Linked DNA regions of Homo sapiens: region 2 is linked to region 1. Evidence: read pairs that join two places in POLR2A ChIA-PET (ENCODE). Cell type or tissue: OCI-LY7. All regions are shown on one strand.

Region 1 (2,500 bases):
ACATCCTTCCCTTTTTGACACGGGGAAACCTAAAGCTAAATGTAACATTCAGTTGCAGTAATTCCAGGAATCATTACACCCTCTGCACCCAGTTTCCTTTTTATTAGCTTTTACTTATTTCTCTTTTGATGATCTTATTGGATATGTGCAATTTAAGATAAAATGCCCCCCAGATTTCCTTGGAAGTAGACATGCTATAAGAATCTAGTGAAGAATAATAAATTGTGGTAATATGTGTTGTGCTATTTTTTCAACTATTAAAACAATTTAAAAACAAGAAAAAATGAGCCTCAGTTCTTCATTTTGTAGAGCGATAGTACAAAAAATTTTAAATATTTTGATTTATTTAAAAATTTTTCTGATTATAGGCTGGCTTTTTCCCCTAAAATTTCATAACTGGATATTTAGTTTTGTGGTCTTAAAATAATTTCTTTGATGCCACCGTGGTGGTTCATCTGTAGTACATTCGAATTATCAAAGCACCCAGACCTTCATAGGCTCTCTTGCCTTTAGGAAGCTCCCCAGGACAACCTGGCATCATCACCTTCTGTGCCTCCATCCACGGGCATTTGGCAATCCGTGCAGAGGGTTTTTAATGTGGTTCCTGGACCCACGCTCCAGGATCAGCTGCAAACTGATTCAAATTCAACCTTCCTGGCCTCACACACACAGGTTCTAATTTGGTGGGGCCAGATGGGGTTCAAGAGTGAATGTTTGGCTAAGGGCGGTGGCTCATGCCTGTAATCCCAGCACTTTGGGAGGATGAGGTGGGAGGATCGTTTGAGGCCAGGAGTTTGAGGCCAGCCTGGTCAACATGGTGAAACGCTGTCTCTAATAAAAATACAAAAATTAGCTGGACATGGTGACACACGCTTGTAATCCCAGCTGCTCGGGGGGTTGAGGCAGGAGAATCGCTTGAACCTGGGAGGCGGAGGTTGCAGTGAGCCAAGATCATGCCACTGCATCCAGCCTGGGCAGCAACTGAGACTCCATCTCAAAAGAAAAAAAAAAAAGTGACTGTTTAACAGTTCCCCAAGTAACTTTTTTAATGTACTTTAAGTAAAGTAACAAAATTAGTAAACAATTATGATAGAACTTTTTTAGATCACTAATAACTAGAAAACAAGCTGAAAATTCATCTCTCCTCTTTTGGCATCTGCTAAGCGTATAGAAATGATGCCCTCTTCTGGCTCCTCCCTGTAAATGCACCTCTTTTACTTTTTTTCTTTTTTTTAACAACCATGACATTCTGTTACTTGATGTACAAGCTTAAAAGCAGAAAGATGACAATATTAATATTAAACTTTTTTTTTTCTTTTTTGAGACGGAGTCTCGCTCTGTCGCCCAGGCTGGAGTGCAGTGATGTGATCTCGGCTCTCTGCAAGCTCCGCCTCCCGGGTTCACGCCATTCTCCTGCCTCAGCCTCCTGAGTAGCTGGGACTACGGGCACCTGTCACCACGCCTGGCTAATTTTTTGTATTTTTAGTAGAGACGGGGTTTCACCGTGTTAGCCAAGATGGTCACGATCTCCTGACCTCGTGATCGGCCCGCCTCGGCCTCCCAAAGTGCTGGGATTACAGGCGTGAGCCACCGCGCCCGGCCAATATTAAACTTTCTTAAGTTAAGAAATAGTTGTAATTTCTTAATGCCTGTAATTCCAGCACTTTGGGAGGCCGAGGCGGGCGGATCACGAGGTCAGGAGATCGAGACCATCCTGGCTAACACGGTGAAACCCCGTCTCTACTAAAAATACACAAAAATTAGCCGGGCGTGGTGGCGGGCGCCTGTAGTCCCAGCTACTTGGGAGGCTGAGGCAGGAGAATGGTGGGAACTTGGGAACTGGAGCTTGCAGTGAGCCCAGATTGTGCCACTGCACTCCAGCCTGGGCGACAGAGCGAGACTCCGTCTCAAAAAAAAAAAAAAAAAAAAAAAAAAAAAAAAAAAAAAGGGTTAAATGTAATAGATAAGCAGTCTACTCAGACTTTCACTGTATTTCTAATAGTTAGGGAAATAAAATAATTTAGAAAGGCTAAGGCTTAACATAGCCTCTGATAATGCTCTCAATGATTCATCATGTAACTAACCAGGTTAATTATTGTATCTTATAATTATGAAGGAAAATGACCTTTATCCCTCCCTCCCAGCAGTAAACGTGATTGAGTTCTTCAAGTGACTTTTCTAAGTTGTATTCTTCTGCATGGGCAGTTTAGACATGATCCGTCCCATCACAGGGTTATGAGGACGGCATCAGATTGGCTGTGTGGGCTTGAAACACTCAGGCTCATGAATTAAAAGAAGCAGGTGCCAGGCCGGGCGCGGTGGCTCACGCCTGTAATCCCAGCACTTTGGGAAGCCAAGGAGGGCGGATCACGAGATCAGGAGATGGAGACCATCTTGGCTAACGTGGTGAAATCCCGTCTCTACTAAAAAAAAAAAAAAAAAAATACAAAAAATTAGACGGGCATGGTGGTGGGCGCCTGTGGTCCCAGCCACTCGGCAG
Region 2 (2,500 bases), 940 kb after region 1:
CATATCATGAATGCAGTCATCGCTCGAGGACCAGTGCAAATGTCTGCTCCTCTGTGAAGCTGTCACCAAATTTCTTTCCATCCTTCTCCACCCTAAAATTAATCCCTTCCTCTCTTACATTTCCACAGCACTCAGCACAATTCTCCCGTCCTCCCTCTGATCACATCACATCACATCAGGATTGGGGATGTTAGCCCCCAGCTAGAGAACAACCTCGTAAAGGCAAACACATTTTAGCAGTCATCTTTGTATCCCTACCTCCTGCCTGCGTGCTTGACCTAAGTAACTTCTTAACTTTCTGTTTTTTATAAATTAAAAAACGCTGATATAAAAAATAATGGACTAGGGCCAGGCGCGGTGGCTCACACCTGTAATCCCAGCACTTTGGGAGGCCAAGGCAGGCAAATCACAAGGTCAGGAGTTCAAGACCAGCCTGTCCAACATGGTGAAACCCCATCTCTACTAAAAATACAAAAATTAGCCAGGCATGGTGGCACGTGCCTGTAATCCCAGCTACTTGGGAGGCTGAGGCAGAAGAATCACTTGAACCCAGGAGGTGGAGGTTGCAGTGAGCCAAAACCACACCACTGCACTGCAGCCTGGTAACACAGCAAGATTCCGTCTTAAAAAAAAAATGGACTAGGAGGCAAGACCTTCAGGATTTCAATCCCAGCTGCTGTGCTGAGAGTTATTATCACTTTGTGTGCATTCTCCTGGTTCAAAGCCAGTGCTCAGTAAATGATATTATTCTTATTGTCAGTCTCTCTAAATGGCGCAAATGTCCGTTTCTCATAGTAAGTATAATAAGACAGACAACACACTTACCAGGAAGGGGAATTCTAAGATTAGGAAGACACAGCAGGTAGCTTTCAGCCAATATCTCAAGAATAGAATAGGAAAAATTCTGGCATCAGAGCTGGCTTGAGCCCTAAGATGGCCAGTTATTTTTATTTTTCAACAGCTTTCTGTGTTGTAAATTAAAAGTAATGTTCACTTTTAGTCAGTAGGTTTTTCTTTAGCCTAAATTACAGTCTTTTAATTAAAAGTATTAGCATGCCTTCCTTAAAATTATTACTAGTTAGTGACTTCAGTTATAAGAAATTTTATGTAATTATTTCTATGACACACTAGTCTTGTGGATGGCCTCATTTTACAAAAGAAATACAAAAGGCAAAAGCGGTACCTCAGTGGCCAGGATGTACAGAAACAGACATGCCCAGCCTCTCGATGCAAATTCTTTCCTCTAGGTGGCACTGGGGTACGATTGTATTCTAGGAGCTATATCTCATATTTTTAGTAATGGGGTTCATGAGCACTTGTTATTAAACTGAACAATCACACTCATTTACAAGTGATAAGGACCAGAACTGATATCAACTGATTAAATATTGTGCTTACCCTAAAAACCATTCCAGGAAAACGATATGAAGTGATTTGAGACTCGTTGGTTCCAGTTTTATATGCCATAATACTCTCAATTCACTTCCACTATAATTGAGCTCACATATTCAAATAAAGAAGAAAGAACAACTGGGCATGGTGGCTCACACCTGTAATCCCAGCACTTTGGGAGGCCGAGGTGGGCGGATCACTTGAGGTCAGGAGTTCGAGACCAGCCTGGCCAACATGGTGAAACCTCATCTCTGCTAAATATATGAAAATTAGCTGGGTGTGGTAGTGCGCGCCTGTAATCCCAGCTACTCAGGAGGCTGAGGCAGAAGAATCGCTTGGATCCAGGAGGCGGAGGTTGCAGTAAGCTGAGATGACACCACTGCACCCCGGCCGACTCTGTCTCAAAAAAAAAAAAAAAAAAGTCACAGAAAATTGAGCTCTTTCACTGAAGTTTCACCAGCTATTACAATGCCATAAAATGACGGATCGCTTAGCCCACACTCTCTGAGGATAATGTTTGGACTTCCAGTTGAGATCCCTCATCCGCATTCTTTCTTCTTCAAATGCATAGAAATCTGGGTAAAGTTAGTTATTCACTAGTATATACCCAAGCTCAGAAGCAAGAAAGAGAAAGTGCTAGAAGAAAGAGAAAAGAAGGAACCTTACAGAGTGGGCAGGTTGGAGGAAATCTCCAGCTGGCCTGTAAGGGAGGAAGCAGAGGCAGATGGAGAAACACCCTGGGGCAGGCCACCCAAAGGCAGAAACTGAGGATGAAAGAGCCAAGGAGTGCAAGCTCCTGAAGTGGGCCTGGCCCAGGGTGGGGAATTACTGTTACTACTTCAGCAAGAAGAAAATTTAGCCCAGAAGGGAGAAGAGTGCATGAAGCAATGAGCTTAAAACAAACAACAGAAAACTTGGAAACTCTAAATAAACACCTATCTCAAATATAAAAATAACAACTCCTTTTGAGATTACAAACAAATGTGGAACTAAAATAATAGATAACAACATGGAAGATGATAAGTGGATTCAAAGGGAAGTTACAGCATTCTAAGGTCGCTGTTCATGAGTAGGATAAAGATATTTATTAACCTTAGACTTTGTTAGA

Evidence for each region. Peaks named below come from ENCODE experiments on the same cell type or tissue, not always from the same donor. Only the 100,000 strongest peaks of a DNase experiment are listed, where the experiment ranks them.
Region 2: POLR2A ChIA-PET joins it to region 1 with 9 read pairs; 1 of 35 experiments calls an interaction of 5 or more read pairs at or near these places.

Annotation. Positions count from the first base shown.
Region 1 is chr6:158,690,349-158,692,848 of GRCh38, forward strand. The region is part of intron 6 of SYTL3 (synaptotagmin like 3); the gene reads left to right. Among named protein-coding and RNA genes, the nearest start is that of SYTL3, 42 kb to the left of the region's middle. In OCI-LY7, a CTCF peak has its summit at 1,187 (motif pointing left); a DNase peak (open chromatin) is centred at 1,183.
Region 2 is chr6:159,632,146-159,634,645 of GRCh38, forward strand. It overlaps LOC124901450 (a long non-coding RNA gene), which reads right to left and starts at 1,577. Exons shown (of 2, transcript XR_007059840.1): 1 at 1-1,577. In OCI-LY7, a CTCF peak has its summit at 1,251 (motif pointing right); a DNase peak (open chromatin) is centred at 1,236.